Regions from separate parts of the Homo sapiens genome. Here region 2 is linked to region 1. Evidence: chromatin loops called from intact Hi-C (ENCODE). Cell type or tissue: Panc1. All regions are shown on one strand. Links, peaks and the distances in the headings refer to the core of each region. The heading gives the core; the rest is flanking DNA. Region 1 has its middle 190 kb from the start of GRB14. Region 2 has its middle 340 kb from the start of KCNH7.

Region 1 (10,161 bases), core at 2,889-7,888:
TATATGTGTATATATAAATATATATGCATAATCTTAAGTATCCACATATGATATTTAAATATTTATATATAATGTTAAAATATCAAGTTTCAAAAACCTGTACCACACAATTGTCTCAAAATCTTCTGAGAAATTCTACGTGCTTGCCTATTTAAAAAATAATTTTGTTCGAACTTCTTTGAGCTTAAAAACCTTCTTCCCGAAATTTTCACTAAGCACAGAACATGTGTAAGTCATGTACACAATATAAATTAGATGGAAATAGGCATATGGCAAGTTTATATATTTCATAAAGCATAATATATATAGTACATACCTTTCAATTCCTCAGGTAACCACAGAAAAGAAATCTAGATTATCAAAGTGATATTTTTATGTTGTTTATGTCTCAGTAATGATGATGGAAACTGAGAAAGACAGGACTCATTCCTTGGATGTTTAAATCAACCGAAACATTCTATTTTCATGGTGTATTGTGGCACAAGTGAGGATATATCCTTAGCTTCGTATGTTTTGCTAATTTCCCTAGGCTTATTTCTTTCTGTTTTTTTTTCTTACACTTCCTTTGCACTTGCTCTCTCTCCGTCTCCCTTTCCCTCTCCCGCTCCCTCTCTCTCCTTTTCCCTCTCTTCTAATTAGGCCACTTCTTTCTTCTATCATTCTTGCTCTAAATATACTTGCTAAGTCTATTGCTGCTATTGCCTCTTTTCCACGTTATCTTTTTTTAGGCACAATGCCAGTGCCATTTTTCTCGTGATTTGTGAAAGTCTTTCTTTCCTCTGTCCCTGCCCAGGCCTCCTACCCCCTGCCTAAGCTTTTCCTTTTTCCTCTATTATCTAGTATGCTCTCTGTTATATTTCTAGCCCTTAAAGTTCACAGGGCTCGTGAGAAAAGAAAACTACAGCTGTGGTGAAACAACAGAGGTTTGTCCAAAAACTATCCTTGATTATTTGGATCTGGTTTACCGTGTTGCTTCTAAACAATAGCTTAATTGCATGTCTTGAAAAAACCTGCAAAAATCAAGCAAAAGCCCTAGAGAAAGTGCTTGCTGTAATATGTTTGCTCTCAAGTTTTAGAACCCTCTAATTTGCCCCCATTTCTCCATCCATAGGATAAAACAAAGTATATTTACATTTTCTCTTGTTTACAAGGGAAGTAGAACAAAAAAAGCTTCCATTCCCCCGATTATAATGAACTCTCAATACTAATATGACACACAATATATGCCATCTCAATAAGAAATATACATTTAATTTGGATAGGATGTTTGCAGTTTTATCCAGAACACTAGGAAAAAGGTGATTAAGTACCTGATGCCTGAACTCTTAATGACATGCAGAGAATCTCATGAGCTGAAGAAATTCCCAGAGGAAAACTGGAATATAATAGCCAGTTTGGGTTTCTACATGTGGATCACTTCTTTGCTTACATATGCAATGATTTGGAAGTCTTTAATTGTATCAGTGTTGTGTTTTGTTTTACTATAACAACCTTTTAAGTTTATTTTTATTGCCGGTTTAGTTCCTAAAAGCATTCCCCTTACTCCATAGGCACAAGATGCCAGGTGAATTTGCTTCACTACTGATCAGCATTTTTATTTTCATTTCACTGATAAATACTTTCTTACATGCTTTGAAAAAAGGATAAATATATTTAAAATCTTAATAGGGAAATTGATCATTGCAAACATAATTGGATCCCTTGACCTTCTTTCTTTGGTCCACATGCATCTGCAGTAGTGTACTGAGCTGCAGACCTATGGAGGGAAAAAAAAATCTTTCTGATTATAACTGGAAACATTTTTAAGTTCTATATTTTCAGAATCAAAATTACAAAAAATGATAGCACTGGGAATAGCAAATTAAGTTCTCTATAAGCTACCGCCAGAAGTTAACAATACAGAGATAGTTAACGCAACTGAACTTCTCAACAAAATCCTTTCGCAAAACCACACCTGACTTAGTCTCACGGGAAAGAAAGGAAGTAGAAAATATATGGATTCTAAATAGATTGTTAGGAAATCAAAGATGAACGGAATAGACAAAAAAATAGAGAAAAAGCAAAAACCAAGGATGCCACTATATAATTAACACTGATGTGTAATCATGAATACAGTATAGATAGAAATTCATACTCTTGAGTCTTTTAAAGAGAAATACTGCTGTGATAAGAGAAAAGGAAGCATTAACACTGACCAGCTTTTGAACAGTGATATTTCGTCCTATGAAGTTCTGTGAAAATTGCACTTTACCAGTAATATTTAATTGTAGCATAAAACTTAAACACCATTTACTTGATATAAAATCGGGATAGTATGTAAATTAAGTAAGTTTCAATTCATGTCTTCTTACTCACATCTGTTGGCAGTTTAAATAGTTTTAGTGTCATTAATTGTTATAAAAGTGCAAGATTTGCTGTATGCTTGCCACTTAGGACCAAAGGCACAAAAGTCTAATTGAACTAAGTAATTAGTAATTTGTCATTTCCTATTGTCAGCAATTACTTTCCATTAGAAATCCTCACTGAAAATTCTAATTTGAAGTGAGGTTTGCATTTTATTGCTGTCCATCCAAATTAGTTTAAAATTGACAGCTACATTTTCATTTAAAATTTTAAAGATATTAAATATGCTTGAAGAAACTGGAGCATACGCAGATCTACATAAGCGCAGGCGCGTGCACACTCACACGTACACATGGGTGTGTGTGTGCATGCACACACTCACATTCATTCAAAGGAAAAGACGGTGAACACCAAAGGAGGTGCCTTTTATTTCCCCAAAGGTGAGTTGCTGTGCAAATGTCACATCATCGTTGCTTCTATAAAATTCTAGGTTTCTGATTTTTACATTTGCACACAGACCCCTGAAGTGGTGCTCTCACCTGAACACAGATGGACAAGGAAACAGCACACTATTAGACTTCTTTCTGGGGTTCCAAGCTCCCTCTGGGATATGGCTGTTGGATGGTTTTTTATTTCGCTCTTTCTTCACGCTCCACTAGCCAATCAACACCTTTCCTCTCCTAAGTTCTGAGTACTGTAAAAAGCTAAGGGGGAACTTAGATCAGCCCTTCAAAATAATACTAAGGAGGTGATTTATAATTAGCATGGATCCACTGATCTACTTTAAACTAAGGGCAACTCAGTGAGTCAAGCTTATACTTAGCTCCCTTTGTAAAAGTCAGAGCACCACATGTTGTCCCAACTAGGTATTCTTCCTCTTTTAAAACTTAACAAGTCTGTTTCCCTTAAAGTAAAGCTGGGTTTCTTTAACAACTAAACTAGCTTTCCAATTTTCAAAATTAAAAATGTAGAATTAAACTTCACACATTTTTCTCTCTACCCCATTGTTTAAATCCTAAAACCGTATGACAAATCTTTAGCTGGAAGATTTCAGTTAATATACATGTACACAAATGTCCAGTTTCTTAGAAGAGACTAACAAAAATTGCTTGGGGAAAAGCATACTCATATTTATTATGATAAAGTTGGCAATGTCCATAAATAACAGATCTGATTTATTAACCTAGAGTTAGAATTACATTAAAGGGCAAAATACAATGAAATTTTACAATTACATGTCTAATAATTGAAGAACTAATAGGGTGGTGTTTAATGCATCTCTATATTAATTTAAATGATATGGTTTACTAATTTTTTTCCTAAGTTGTATAAATGCTAAAATTGGCTTGTAACACTGGAAATGGTAATGAATTTCTCTTATTTTTTAAATGACATTCTAATCATTACTCTAAATTAATATACTTTTACAGAATAAATTTTCTACAGTTACCCCTTTGGTAACTAACTACATATAGCACACATCTGTAACACTTAAGTGAACATTAATTAGTGCTAATTTACAATCAAATTCCAATGGAGAAGCAAATTACGCTTTCTTGAACATCAAAAGTCTTTATCATGACCATTATAATGAAGAATGCCAGAACATCTTAATTATTTCTGCTTATAAATAATGTTTTCCACAAACCTTAAAAATGCGGAGTACTTCAGAAAGAGAAAAAAAGCTAGTCTCATTATTATTTAGTTTCTACTTAGTGCTAATCCAGTTCATTTCATTGAGTATCTTTCTCTTTCCTTCATTATAATAGAAAAAAAGATCGCCTGAAAATTCACGAGTAAACTTTTTCCATTGGGCATACTGTTTGCAATCTTTTGAAATAGCTTTAAGTATTATGACACTGCTGCAAGACTTTGCTACATAAATCTAAGATTGTCCATAATATTCAAGTTTTATGTGAACCAAAAATTAAAGTGTAAAATATTTGCTTCCTTACATGTATCACATTTAAATAGATTCATAGTTCTAAAGTAATATGCTTCACAGAAGAAAAATAAGTAACTGACACATAGAAACTCTCATTTGGCTCATTCCAAAAATGTGAGTAATTGCCAATAAGGCACTGAAAAGAAGAGAGAATTAAATTAAAAGTTCAATAAACACTGATCAATATGCTTGTAAATACCAAGTCTATAAAATGATCTTCCCTTTAAATGTAGTTATACCACAGGTACATGTTCTGTATTTTGGAATTTGGCTGATCATTTTAAAATCTACTTAAATTTGTTTCTAATAGAAACATTCCAGAAATCTAGAAAGGCTGCCCAAGAAGATTTCTTTTTAAAAAAAGAAAGAAAAAGAAAACAGCAGCCTGGATTCTCTAGCTATCGCTATCTCCTGGTTTAGCATTAGCTCACAATCAGCTGAATAAAGAAGTCATCCCTGTCTAAGATGTAAATAAATCACAAGCCTCAGTTACTTTACCACTAGCTGTTTGTCATTCAGGAAAATAATGGTTAATCAATGTCTAATCAATGAAGATGTGTAACATATTAGTTTGCAGTCCTTCATCATCCTATTTTCTTCAATTGCCTGGGGGTTTGTGTTCAGTACTTACAGAATCGATTACAATTGAGAATGATCATTCAGCTCATGTTGAGAGCTGTCAGCTGTGCTTTCCACAGGGCAGCTTTACTCTTGTGTTTAATATGAGATGCTAATATTTAGCTGCATCCGACAACCTAGGTTCCATGGTGGAACATTTTATGAGAAGTGCTTAAGTAACTAATTGTATCACTACATGTCACTTAATGAAACTAAACTTCTCCTGACTTCACAATAATCATAAGCATTACTGGCTTGCTGTGGAAAATTAAAGAGAAATAGCTGCCTGCTTGAGTCTGATCATGCCTGCAGGGAAGGTCTAAGAAAGGCAACTACCAATGACGCCTTTATAAATAACTGCAGGGGGTGGACGGGGGTGATGATTCTACAATTTCATATAAAACAACATTTATAAGGATGCTGTATCCTCATGTGCAAGCATCCCTGGATGCCCACAATACCTCACAAATACCATGAGAAAAGTTGGACTGCAGACTCTTGATACATTTCCTTTAAGAAACAACCTTTTCTGACTCTGCGCATTTAAATTCCAAATAAAATGTTAATTGCCTGACAAGCCCGTTTTCCTTGTCATTTATAAAAATGTATACATCCTGAATAAAAAGTGGGAGAATACTTAAAAGAGTAGGAGAAGAATCTTGATTTTAACAACAAATAATTGTCACGCTACGGAGTTCTTGGCTTTAATTGCTGTTTTTGTGATTTGTTTTGGAAGTTGGGCTGATGACAATCACAGAGCCCAGTGTTAAAAACTAATAATGATATAGTATTTCATTCGAAACATTTTTGGATCTTGATAGTATTGATTTGAAAGAACAAGTTTAGGCCACTCATTGTTAGTATTAGTTCCAAGAGCACCCTCTAGTGCCCACAGCTTTGAAGAACCCTGTGGAAGGCAGAAAAGTCATTTGTATGCAGCTCAAGCTCATTGACACTTGCTTTATAGGCCAATATTAAGAACCTTTAAAAAGTATATCTGTCATCAAAAGTGACCTAAATGTGCTCTTAAACTTAAAAATGTTTTAATATTATTCTGTGATCAAGCATACTGAAGAAATTTAAAATGATCTAAGATTTTCTTTAAGTTATAATAGTGCATTAACTTTATTAGAGTATTGCTTCAGTAATACATTGTCAAATTTTATGGATATTTCAGGAGATGTGTTAATTGTATAAATTGCTGGGATAACTGAGAAAAACTTAACTAATGACAACACCTTAAAGAAAAAGGTTACTTCACACCCAAAGCCATAATGTACAATGAAAGATTGAATTTACATTGTTTCCAGTAACAGTGAAAAAGAAAAAAAAAAAAACTTTATCTCTGAATTCAAATTTTTAATTAATCTTATTTGTTTTAATCAATACCAGTTGTAAAGGTGAGCAAAAAAGACCCCATCAAATGATTAAATGATCACTTTTGTTTGCTCTCAGTTTTAACTCCCTTCATCTCACAAATAAATCACATAATAAACCTGCGTACAATGGGCCTGCTGAAAAAATGAAAGAGTATCTGTAAAACACTGGTTTTGTTTATATTTTGAAATAGAATTTCATGGTTGTAAATAACAAATACAGGAAAGACGTGTGTATTCAATTTTAAATCACAGATACATCTTTCCAGGTTGGTGTACTAAAGATGTAGTAGAGGAATTCAAAATTATGGATTTATAGTAATGCAATCATAAATGGCATTTATAGAAACAAACTACTTAGTTAACCTGACCTAAAAAACAAAAATCTCAGGCTTTAAGTACATCAAAACTGCCAAACCAACATAGTTTGTGCTTAAGCACACAATAAGGAAAGACTGAAGACAAAATTGCTAGAGGCACCGAATTCCAGAGAAATTCCCAACCCACAAAATTGCTATAATTTTATCAAAATATACATGATAGTGTTTTCCTCTTTTACACCCACATTTCTTATGGAGAAACAGTTTATACATTTACATTCTGAGATGTTTCAGCAAACTCTGTTAGATTATTTCTTATGTATCTTTCTAGTGACAAATAGAATGTTTGGAAAGAAAATAAAGCTAACACGTGCACAATACCTCATAGGTAAGTCTCCAGATTGGGCATTAAAGTATGTGTTACCTCACATAGAATCAGATCAAGCTCTGAATTAAACGTGGTCAACATTTTCTAGAAGTTACTTTTTTTTCCTATCACTCACTTTGCTCAGAATATGGGAAAACCTGTTAGCCGGATGTCTTACAAGCTGGGTTCGCATATCTGTGCAAATATTTATAGTCTTCTTAAATTACCTTTTTACCATCAGCAGTTCCTAAATCAAGCACATACACTATAAAAGGCAAACCAACAAAGAAGTATGTAAAAGATCTTCATCTACCTCTGCACGGCTACCAGGGGAGGTGAGCTTGCCCCACGAATGCCTACACTTTGATAGGAGAACTGTGATAACGATGAAAAGTTAATAGATTTTTATCTATATGAACGTGATGATCATAGACCTTGTTATTTTTATTATTTTTAAGAAGGGAATTGGTGCTGCATGAATATGAAGGCATATATTCACAGAATTTCTTAGATTTATAGGTACAGGAGCTACAAAGACTTCTCTTCTTTCTGAGGTAGATAAATTGAGTTCCATGCAGTTTACTACGTAGGGGTCTTTCAAATGAGACCACAAAACCTCAAATCCTTCCTCTTCTGTGTGGACATTAAAGATCTCATAGCAATTTTCATAAGAGTAGGGGTTTGTCACCATGCCACTGGGCAAATTCCTAGGACTTACCTTAAAGTCAAGCAGCCAGCTTCTCTCCACAGGATTTTAGTGTATTAGATACCTTGAAAAGTTCAGTATATTTACTCAATTTATTTAAAATGTTCTCCTAATGGTTCTGAAATATATTTTTAAGCAAAAAGGAACCAAAGGTCTCCTTAGGTGAAGTTACAGTAATGTTTGTTACATGAAATCAAACTTCCTTCCAAAATATTTGATTAGTCCCTTTTGAACACAAATGCCTACAGTATTAATTTTATTTTAAAAACAAAAACAACCAACATATAATAAAAAAATCTTATAATCCATGATCCATGCTTTCTGATACAGGTAATGTAAAATAAATGATATAATCTACAAAACAATGACAAATGAAAGACTTGGAAAAGGTTATGGTTTGACAAGGTAACATTTTTGAAATCTGGACACGAATCAAATTGATGTAACTATTGGTGATGCAACACTCTCTGACACTAAAGTCTTTACCACTGTCTAAAACATATAGAAGAGCCTATTGTGATTGCTTAATGTCAGCTTTTGTTCATAAGCTCTTTCATAAAATTGAAACCAGGAAAATGATTTAAAGCAGTTCAATTTGTCTATTTACCTTAATCTTTAACTATTCCCATATGTCCGGCTACATGATGTATGACTCTTCATAAACCAATTTTTCAAAGATATACACGACAGAAAAAAGTCAGGCTCCTAACCTTTTATGTGCTTAACTTTTACAGAGCTCTAGAAAACAAAATGCTTTTAGGTTTCAGAAAAGGGAAAAAAACGAGAGAGAAAGATTATTTTCTTTTTCTCTCTTGTTAGTAAATATTTGCATCAGTGAAAGTAGAGCATGCACTAATTTCTAGGTATGTGAAAAGTTCTTCTGGATGTCTCATTCACAGGCATCAATGTAAAGGTCTTTGTTTACAAGTACTACGTAATAAATGAGGATACATAAATTAAGATCATTAAACCCTTACAGGTCCCATAGTTGAGGTAGGAATATTGTGCTAGGTATAATATCACTTAGCAAGGGGGAGGAGAAAAAAAGAAACGCAGATTAGGGATTCCTCAGCACAACCTGAATCATAATCACAGTAGAACTGATTTAGCTTCAGTCTTAGTAAAAAGCAATAATCATAACAATAATTTAGTCAGAATTGAAATAGAATGTTCTGATTATTTTTAAAATACCACAAGATCATATAAAATTTTAATTTATGTACATGTCTTTGTAAAGATAAAAACAAAGGGAAAAAGTAGCATTTTGTTCATTCATGTAAAAAAATATTTGCTGGGCACCTATTTTGTGCTCGTTGCTGGATAAACAACTATGAACAGGACAAATTCACAGCCCTGGCCTCCTGGAACCTACTTAGTTGTAAACCAGAGAACCCCCTTAAGGAATATTACTATCAGGTTATGATTATGCGACAGTGTAGGAGTGAAATTTTTCTACTACTTTTAGTCCTCATACCCCCTTCAGCTCAGTCCTTATGCAAAATTTGCATCAGGTCAGTCTTTATGCAAACTTTGTTCTATAGGCTGTGTTATTTTCAATATACACTGTAATTTCTCAGGTGGTTTGTCCAAATTAAAAAATGTAGTCGTCTCTCATTAAAAAAGGGGACAAAACATTAAAATTCTTATAATGTAGAATGCAGAACAGAGAAAGAGAGTTAGCATTTGTTACACATCTAACTATGTGCCTAGCCCAAATCCAGGCACCTTGAATATATTACATAAAGATGTTTTCATAAGATGCAAGTATAAACATTTGTACTGTGAATATTTACATCTTTCATAAGATTAAGATCAGCTAAATCACTTTATAGATTAGTATAGTCTTTATCTTAAAATAGAAGAAATTCCAATAGAAAAACCAATGAATCATTACAATTAACTCTTATTTCAGTATGTGGATTGGTTAACTTGTATTATACCACCATTTCTCCATCTGTAATTAGCACTTTCCTTACGCAGATTTTGTGAAGAGGTCTTAATGAACCACTGTATTAATTGATAAGCCATAAGATTTAATGCAACTTCCCAAAGTACTTTATATGCTGAAAAAGGTAAGCCTGTCAACCAATACAGAAAAAAATTAGCATTCAAGTTATTATCATTATTAAGCACTTTCAAAATCTAACATAAAAATTGCATTATAAAAATCAATGAGATATTGTCTAAAGCTCATTAGAAAATTTTATTCACAGCACCAACATCACAGGATGATTTTATGATTTGTCTATGCCATTTGACCAAATAACCATAAATGCCAAACCAAGATTTTAGTACCAGCTTCTAAAGTGTGTGAAATTTATGTCTTGTTTATTTATTTACTATCCCCAAGTGAAACACTGAAAGTATATCTTTACACCTATGTATGTATACACAGACATTATTTACATATATTTACTGTAATTCATTCAAGTTTACTTGCAGTTCATAAAAAACAAATGTAGCTATTTTCATAATTTTGAAAATGA
Region 2 (10,161 bases), core at 2,404-7,403, 1.2 Mb before region 1:
CTGGGCTTTGGTTTTTTAAAAAAATACCTTTCATTTTCCTACACGAAGTTAAGTTTTGAAAATTTAAACATGATAAAACTCCATGGGACATGACATGATTCAGCTAACGATTTGACTGTGTAATGATCCACAACCAACAAGAGATTAAAGATAGAAAAGATGGTTATTACTAGTAAAAAATTACAGTGTTGAGGTATGGATAGCCAAAGATTGTTATCTCTCTCTTAAGACTATTTGTATTAGGGTTTCTTAAAATTGCTTCAAAGGAAATGGAGGATACTTCATGCTGTGTTTTATATTAGGGGATGCTACCAAGAGCAATAAAACATATCAAAAGTTTAAAAATTCTATGCATACACATGTATGCAATTATATATGATATAATATTTTTATTCACATATGTTGTATATATGCATATATATATGTGTATGTGTATCTTGTTTAAGACTTCTTAAGAAATTAGCACCTCTCCTGAATTTTATGTGTTCACTACTTTTAATTTCTTTTCTTTATATTTTATAGATAAAAAAGGTAGGTTTTTTTGTTTATACAGTGGATTGATAAGAAACTATTTTACTTTTGGAACTATAGCTCCTGTGAGAAGGAAGGGGAATAACATCCCTAAAATAGCATTCAGAGCAGTGCCTGCCTACTCTTATAACTCTCTTTCTTCTGTCATCTCTCCTGTCTTCTCTTATTACCTTATGCTCCACACTCCCATCATCTTTTCCCTTGAACCAGTAAGAATTTGCAGAAGTATTTTTAGAATATTAGAGTCTATTGAGGGAGTTTGGTAAGACAAAATATATGAACAAACAGTTTTCTACAAAATTATTATTGCAAAAGGTTAGTACTGTTGATATTATTAATAGTAAGAAATGGGATATAATCTGTATCCACCCACAGAGGATGGGTTAAACAATGGTACAGCCACTTAGTTGAATACTATTCAGGTTTTATTTTCTGTTTTGTGTTTTGAAGATTTTTCTTTTGAGAAAGAGTCTCACTATGTTGTCCAGGCTGGAGTGTATGGTGCAATCTCAGCTCACAGCAACCTCTGCCTCCCAGGTTCAAGTGATTCTCATGCCTCAGCCACCCCAGTAGCTGGGATTACAGGCATGTACCACCACATCTGGCTAATTTTTGTATTTTTAGTAGAGACGGGATTTCACCATGTTGACCAGGCTGGTCTCAAACTCCTGGCCTCAAGTGATATGCCCACTTTGGCCTCCCAAAGTGCTGGGATTACAAGTGTGAGTCACTGCACCTGGCTGAGAGCTTTCTTTTTTTCTTTTTTTTTTTTTTGAGATGGGGGTCTCACTCTGTTGTCCAGGCTGGAGTGCAGTGGTGTGATCATGGCTCACTGCAACTTTGAACTCCTGGGCTCAAGAGATCCTCCTACCCTAGCCTCCAGAGTAGCTAAGACTACGAGTGTGTTCCACTACACCAAGCAATTTTTTTTTTTTGAGATGGAGTCTCGCTCTGTTGCCCAGGCTGGAGTGCAGTGGCACCATCTCGGCTCACTGCAAGCTCTGCCTCCTGGGTTCACACCATTCTCCTGCCTCAAACTCCTGAGTAGCTGGGACTACAGGCACCCGCCACCATGCCCAGCTAATTTTTTGTATTTTTAGTAGAGAAGAGGTTTCACTGTGTTAGCCAGGATGGTCTCAATCTCCCAACCTCATGATCCGCACACCTTGGCCTCCCAAAGTGCTGGGATTTCAGGTGTGAGCTACCGCACCTGTCCTATACCAAGCAATTAAATTTTTTTTTTTTTTTGTAGAGATGGAATCTTGCGATGATGCCCAGGCTGGTCTTGAACTCCTGGCCTCAAGAGATCCTCCTGCCTCAGCCTCCCAAAGTGCTGGGATTCTAGGCATGAGCCACCATGACTAGCCTACTATTCAGTTTTCTAAGAAACTCTTTTAATACTAAAAGTAAGGTAAAAACCAATGTGCATAATATGCTACCTTTTGTATACAAAAGGATTAAAATACTAAATCAAGTTAATATTTTCTTGTACTTGCCTAAACGTACTAGAAAAGAGAGAAATAAATTAATAAAAATCATCTCTTATGAGAGTAGATAGGGACGGGTAATAGTGAGACTTCTTGATATATCCTTTTAAAAAACTTTCTGAGCCACATGAATGCATTACCTTTTAATAAAAATGCAGAGTAGCACTCAACAAATGTTTGTTGAATGAATAAATGATTGAATTACTTAGAAGGCTCAAAGCTAGTTAGTTAAGATGACAAATTGAAAGAGTATATTTAATTTCCCTAACTATTGCCACTGCTTTCCAATTCTTTATTTCCTTAAAACTCAATGGACCCAGTTCTCATTAAAATACACAATTTATTCAAAATCTTACCTTGTTCTGAAGTGTTTTTCTACTTGTACTTTGTATTCTTTGGAGTTTTAGCTATCCTAGAGTAGAGAAGATCTTTTGTGTTTATATTTATTCTTTCTCCAATATCCCATATAAGGCCATGCTCATAGCTAATGTTCAATAAATCATCAACCTCCATAAATTCTACTAATGTGTCATATAATGATGCTTATTATAGGACATAAAATTTAGATATCTTTTATCTCCATTCAATTAATCGAGTCATATCATTTTACAATGATATGAGTCCTGGTGATATGTCATATATTCTGAAATAGTGGCTTTTGGATGCATTCCAGGTGATGATAAATCCCCAAGTTCCTTTAGATGACCAATTTGAATATGTGGAGATAATTAATAGTGCTTTAGTATGCCTCAATCTTCATACTACTATTTTGTATCTTCTGTTAGAGCCATGTGCTTTTATTTTTCCTATTTTTTTCTGCAGTGGACATTGAGATCTCTCTCCATCACCTAGAAGCATCATTCTACTACTCATCATGAACAAAACCCAGCAAAAACCAAAAGCCATATCTAATCTGTTGGCTAGCTACCTTTGACCAGTTAATAAAACTCCTTTTTAGCATAAGTTGTTGTGTTTATTTTATGAAAATATTTGGATTTCTATTTAAATTTCTTCATTGCCATCTCCCCTAGAGGTCTTCTTATTATGCTGCCTTAGGATTGAGGCTCAGGAGATCACCTCATAGTCAAGGCTCTTTTCTGATTTCTTATTGAGAAAAAGTCCTTTTGTTTTTATCTTTTTAAAATTCTGACTTTTACTTTAGAGTGAAGAGAGATACAGGAATTTTTTTTGCCTTTAATCAAGTAATGTCAAGAAAGTCAAAGGCTCAAATAATGAGTAAATAATGAGTTTTCCACATTTAAATATATGTGGAGACTAATTATATATGATACACTTATTTATTAATGAAAGTTATTATTGGAATTATTGTTTATCTCCACCTATTTAAGCTAAAGCCTCTACTAGATATTACTTTGTGAAAATGAATAATACCTATAATAATATTTGTTAAATAAATGGAAAGAGAAAAGATGTTTGGGAGTAGTGCCTAGAAAGAGTATGTTTGAAAATGTTTGGAGAATAAAGCTCCAAAATGCTTTAAGGACGAGACAAAGTTTAAACAAACTTTAAGATAATTTGAAAGGATATGACAATAGAAAAGATGGAATAGCCATTCTCTATAGTGTAGTCTGTATGTTCATCTAGCTGATTAGATGTATTAGACTGAAAAATGCAGTGGAACTGAAAAAGTGAAGTGTGATTTAAAGGGGACAAATAGGAATTGGATCTAAAATAGAGAACAAAAATGTGAAGCCCACAAATGTGTTTCATTTAGTTTGCATTGAATTGGTTCCAATTCCTTCAGATTAGAGAGTCCACATAAGAATCCTATTTTCATCTTCCCTTTACAAAGCACAGGGCAACCCTAGGAAGCTTCCCCTTCTGGCAACAACCACTACAGCTAATTAAAGGCTACCTACTTTGCATGGGGCATGCTCTCCAGAGTTCTGCCTAATGCCTACTTGGCTAATTTTTAAATTTAAGTTACTTGTGTGGTCTCTGTAGACACTTGGGTTTTCAAGTCCTGGCTTTAAAGACTTAATCTTTCATCAGCTTTATGGTATCAGCATCCCTTTCTATTTGAATCTATGTGGTTTCTAAGTTGTGTTAGTAAGTAATACCCAAACCAGGATAACCATCATTATCACCAGGGGAGCTTATTAAAATTGTGGATTCCAGTCATCTCCCTTCCATAGGCGTAGGGGAGCATGAGAGACATATATTTAACAAATGTCCAGATGATTCTAATGAATCTAGTTTTTAACGGGCTTCGGAAATCACTGAATGGGGATACAGCAGCAGGTATATTCAGTCCATTCTTGAGTGTGAGGAGCCGAGCCTAAGCTGTTTCTAATTTCTTCACAATTGTGACTGTAATAGCTCTGGCTCCTTGCCAGTGGTCCTGGGAATCTTGAGCTATCCCATTGGATGCTCTGGTAATGGATGTTATCTGAATACTGAATATGAATTTAAAGAATCCCTATTATCATTTAAAAAGTACCTGTCTTCTATGCACCAAAAGCCAAATATCAGAGGAGAGCTATGTCATTGTAATTAACCATCACTGTCTATTAAGTCCTTATCATTAAGAATTTTCAAGATGGAGAATATCTAATCTAAATATTTCAGATGAGAAAATTGAGACCCAAGGAATTAAATGACTGACTCAGGGTCATACGATTCAGTAGTAATAGAGAATGTTGAGAACTCCAATCTTCTGAGCTTTCTTGTATCATAATGATTCACATCCATGTAGAAAGGATGGATTATAGCACGTATATTCTCAGGGGCCACTGTTGTTTAGGGCGAGTTGAGTTCAAGGTTAAAGTGATATAGATTACAGGTGCAAAAAATGCATTCTGCCACCTCCTGCATTTTTCAGGTGTAAAAAGAACTCAGATCTGCAGTTTAGCTTACTTTTCCAAACTGAAAATATCAATTTAAGACTTGTGCATATTTTAGAACAAAATCTGTAACATAATATTAATTTTTCTCTATAAGGGATGAAACAAATATCTAAATTATTAGGACCAATTTACAAGAACAAAGACAACCGTCTTACTAAAATAGAAACATGTTTAGAGGTTAAAATTGATGTATTAATGTAATGTTCCCTGTGAACCACCAGATGTCACTATTAGAGTCATCATGCATCACCTTACAGTAAATTATTAGAGATTTTAGCCTCAGCCAATATTAACAATTTTGTGTTCATGTTCATTGTGTAGATCTTGCAAAATACCTTTTTCTGTTTTTATAAAGCATATGCCATTTTTACCTTTCATAATTGTTGATGTGAAGGATATGAAATCAAGAAACAAGAAATAATGTCCTCAGCCTTCAAATATGAGCTTAGGTATAATCATTTGAGAAAGATAAGCACCTTGTGAAAGTCTAGTTCACTCCTAAAAATCAGTACTTTTAAAAACTATCTTTTTTCCCCAAAGTTGGAGGTCTAATACATTATTACAGAATAATTATTTCAATTAAATTTAATTCGATTACAATTTAGAAGTCATTGACTAAAATTTGCAGGAGTTTAAGTCAACGCTGGAAGAGGTAAATATTAAAAAAGACATGAAAGTTATTTTTAAGAACCTTAAAATCCATTGGAAATGTAAAAGCTAAATTAAGATAAAATTGTAAAACTATGGAAATAGAATGAGAGGAGAGAGTGCCATTTAAATTGGGGATTGAAAAATTAGGGATGTTGGAGATTTTTTTTTTTCGGTAGGATAGGGAGGGAGGGAAGGAAGAATACAAAAGATACACAATTGTGACAGAACATGTTACATTCAGGAAGTTGTGTGACTCTAGAGCAAAGACTATGGTGGGTAGCAGTAAGAGTCTACTCTAGGAAGGTAAATTAGAACTAATTAATGAAGAACTTAAATGGATACACTGCTATTTTATTTTTGATAATAATTTCAATAATAATAAATTAATAACATTGCTAATTTTGAAGAGGGAAGTCATGTGATCTAATTACTGTTTTGCAGTCACTAGCCACATGACTATAGATGGATGCATGGATTGGAGGTATCAGAGACTAGACTTAGGGAAACGAATGAGGAGGCTCTTGAAATAATGAAGAGCCTTGGGTAGGAGAAAAAAAGGGAGCATAAAATAGAGAAAGTGGATGCCAATGAGAATTACAAGTGTTCCGCAAATTTTGACCTTTTAAAAGTTTTGCCGCCACTCTTTTTGGGGAAGACTTTTTGGAAGGCCACTCAATTCAATTGGTGGCAGAGTTAGGAGATTTTGTTCAATTAAAAAATGCCAGCTATTTATAGGGTTTCAGTCCTCTAAAGATTTATATGATTAATAGTATTAAAACATTTGCAGCTCAAAAACATCTGAAATTATCCTATAAAGATAGTTTTAGAACACTGTAATTCTTATAAACTAGTGATTCCAAATGCTACAAGTGAATTTGAACCAGGATTCAAATGTAAACAAGAAAATTGATTAACATGAAATCTTAGGTCAATATACAAATACCTTCTTCCTCAAAATCTGTCTCCAGCTGTCCTGCCACAATGCTTGAAATACCCACTTCCCAACCCACTAATGATTTGGTTCTCTTAATTAAGGTATTACATTTCTGGGACCGCATTCATCCATGCAACAAACATTGATTGCCTAGCATGTGTCAGGATTCTGCAAGTTCTTGGGGATACAAAGACGAATGAAATGAGATACCTGAATTCAAGGACCTCATAACTTTACAATGGAGCTAGAGGTGTAAATAAATAATTTCCATACAACTTGAAGTATACCCCTGTGGCTTTGGGAACATAAAGAAATTTACTAACTTTGGAGGAAGGAGGAAGTAAGGAGAGGGAGCTCAAGAAAAATGATTCTCAAGGTATCTGAAAAAATGAGAAAATCCTCAGGGCAAAGATTACTCTGATAAACTAACTCCCTATAGAATAAGAAGGACATAGGATGCTATTAAAACACCCATTAATTTACTGCTGAAATGGAGAAAGTAGTGTGACTATCCCTCCCAGTTTCCCTGACACAGCCCTGGTTTTTACTTATTGCTCTCCTTTCACTCTTAAAAATGTGCTAGCTTGGACAATAATTTTATTTGTGTGATAAAGCATATAAAGAAAGTCATAATAAAGACATCTGTGAGTGAATTGTCATCAAGATCAGTAGGGCACGTAGATCCAATGGTCAAGATGTAGTTATAATGGCAGGACAGGCAAGGAGTCAATGGCTAGAAGAGCCAAAAGAAATAAAATGAAGATCAAGGTATTACTGCAGGGTACTGTTCATCTGAAACATGATGAAAGTGTTGGCATATTTGTCTTGTCACATGTGGGGAAAAGGGAGGCCTGGAAAGTAATAGAACACAATGTTTAAGTGGAGAGTGTTGGAAAGCATGAAAGGTCTTTTATGTCTTATTAAGAACTATAAAATAACTGCTAATATTTTTTCAGTGTCTACTGTGTTGTAGGTACTGTACTAACCACAGGATAAGAAATAAACCCCTTAATCCTTACAACAACCATGTGAGGCATATGGTAGTCATTAAGGATGTTCGCTGAATATTTCAGGCTCTGCAACTTCTAGGCACTTAATGAGATTTCATTTTTTGGTCTCCTAGTGTTGAGTAGGGTCATATGACCAGTTAAAGCATTTAGTTATAGTATTAAGTTGTGGCATTATGACGTTAAGATGTGTATTTTTTTAATTCATATTACTGACAAGAAACTGATACTCAAAGGTTTAAGTAACTTAATCTAAGGTTACTAGTTGGTAAGTAGTCAGTGAATGGTAAGTAGATATGCCAAGATTAGCACCCAGGAAGTCTAAACAGATATAAACCTGCAGACTCTATTGCTATACAATATTGGATCACAAACACCCAAGACTTAATCCTGTTTATCCTAAATGACTCATACTGATGGTATTATTTCTCCTTTTCTTTCCATCATTAAGTCATTATATCCCCCTTCTCACAGCATAGACACCAAAAAGAAAAAAAGTCTAAGTAAAAAGGAAAAAACAACCTTTAGGATATTTGTCTGTTTTTGTTTACTCAGAAGTTGAAGCTCAGAACTCTAACAGATAGACAAAGTGTGATAGGTATACAACATGACCATTATGCAGCAGTTAAAAACAGTCAATGAGCTGTATACCTAAAACCTAAAATGGGTACTAAAAACATGGTGGATAAAAGTAGAAAATGGAAAGTTATCTAACAATATCATTCATGTTAAAATATATCCACATAAGTCAATATCCACCTACCAAGAACACAATATAATAAATAGCTACACATTTAAATGGTTGCTCATTCAGAGAGTGGTAAATGGGATTGAGGAACGGGGATAAAATGGAATTTTTAAAAGATAAACAAATCAGCCAGCCATGGTGGCTCATGCCTATAATCCCAGCACTTTGGGAGGCCAAGGCGGGCAGATCACCTGACGTCAGGAGTTCGAGACCAGCCTGGCCAACATGGTGAAACCCCGTCTCTACTAAAAATACAAAAATTAGCCAGGCGTGGTGGCAGGTGCCTGTAATCCCAGCTACTCGGGAGGCTGAGGCAAGAGAATTCCTTGAACCCAGGAGGTGGAGGTTGCAGTGAGCCAAAACTGCACCACTACACTCCAGCCTGGGTGACAGAGCAAGACCCCATCTCAAAAAACAAAAACAAAAACAAAACAAAACAGAAAGTTACCAAACCAACCAATTCACCAATATAGGGGACTTAAATATACCAAGGACGATAATGTTTTGTGAACTAACAATACAAATGGCTGAACTTTGTTTAAACCTTATGTATAAAAACAAAAGCAAGAGCCAAACCTCAGAAGAAATAGAGTACTAGCCTACCCACCACAAGATTTGTTTTCAGACTGCAATCATTTTGAAATATTTTTGAAGGAGCATACTATTTGAAAAAGGCAGAATATCTAAAAAGAACAAGAATCATTTATACACAGAGTGGGGAGTGAAAACTCTTGGCAAATGCAAATTACTCAACTGCTCAAAGTGGCTCAGACCCTCGTTGTCTACCAACAGATCAGACCTTTTGAAAAGCATAAAGAAACCCTTAATTATCCCATGCACATATATGTTCATTCCTTCTGCCTTGATGTGACATCTAGGTCCATAAATTGGCTTTCTTTAGATATTAATTATTTGTAGGTTATATAGAGGGTTTGTAGGAGTCTGGAAAACTTAAACACTGGGGAATTAAAGTTACTGTCAGATGTATCTCAAAAGCCTTGGGAAGTTTTTTGCTCCAAGGTGACATGAAACTGTGACAGGAGCTGCATCTCAAGCTGTTTGTCCAGCCAGACCTGGAGATTTGGGAGGCTGGTACCTGCTTTTATTTATTCATATGGAGGGTTACTGAATACAGATGCCAATGCTGACTGTGAGTTAAAGAGAAGAGAGGATAAGAGCTTAGGCTTAACCTACAGGGGACCTGAGGAATAAAGAGCCCCAGAGTCCAGCGTGGAGAAGAGAGAAGAAAGGGGAGGAAGAAAAAAGACTGAGAGAGATCAGGCCTAATGAACCTTTCCTGAAGTCAATGGGAATGGGGAAGTGGTGCCTCAGAGAGCAAGACCATACCCAAACAAAGCAGGGATAAAGTGGATCAGCCACAGTGTCACCAAATTTATCAAGAGTTCAAAAACTAGCAAATCAAAATCTGCAGGAAGAAGAAATTCTCGTGCAAAGCCATACACTATGTTATTATCAAGATGAAGATATGACAGTAAACATGCTACACACATATGTGAGACCAAACAGGCATGCACGCACACACACACACATACACGTTTTTGATGCTCACTCAGAAAAATCTAAGGATAGATTGTATTATATGGAATAGTGATATTCTATCTTTACGGAAAAGGGAATTTAGTTATGTAGTTTCTTTTTACTTCTATGACTGAAAAAGCTGAAAATGATGAAATGCTTTATACTATTATGAAGGAGTTAACAATAAAACCAGCAGGTCATTGATACCTTTCTTTCCTGGAAAATGCTTGGGAATCAAGTTACAGAAAATGCGGGGCTTGGAAGTTACCTCAGGAGAACAGAAACTGAAGGAAACCTGGGCAATGTGAGTAAAATATCTCTGTATTTACTGTAAGTGTGAAGTAAATGGATGCGTTCACCAGGAGCCAGCTGAAACAACCTTACTTCCTGTGGCAAT

The links. Peaks named below come from ENCODE experiments on the same cell type or tissue, not always from the same donor. Only the 100,000 strongest peaks of a DNase experiment are listed, where the experiment ranks them.
Region 2: it touches region 1 in a loop (4-fold over the local background); 46 of 110 quality-filtered maps call a loop at or near these places.

Annotation. Positions count from the first base shown.
Region 1 is chr2:164,424,583-164,434,743 of GRCh38, forward strand. No RefSeq gene overlaps it. Among named protein-coding and RNA genes, the nearest start is that of GRB14, 190 kb to the right of the region's middle. In Panc1, for the core only: CTCF peaks have their summits at 5,793 (motif pointing left) and 5,994; a DNase peak (open chromatin) is centred at 5,809; H3K27ac peaks cover 473 bases.
Region 2 is chr2:163,177,843-163,188,003 of GRCh38, forward strand. No RefSeq gene overlaps it. Among named protein-coding and RNA genes, the nearest start is that of KCNH7, 340 kb to the left of the region's middle. In Panc1, for the core only: CTCF peaks have their summits at 5,087 (motif pointing right) and 5,287; no DNase peak of the experiment used is centred there.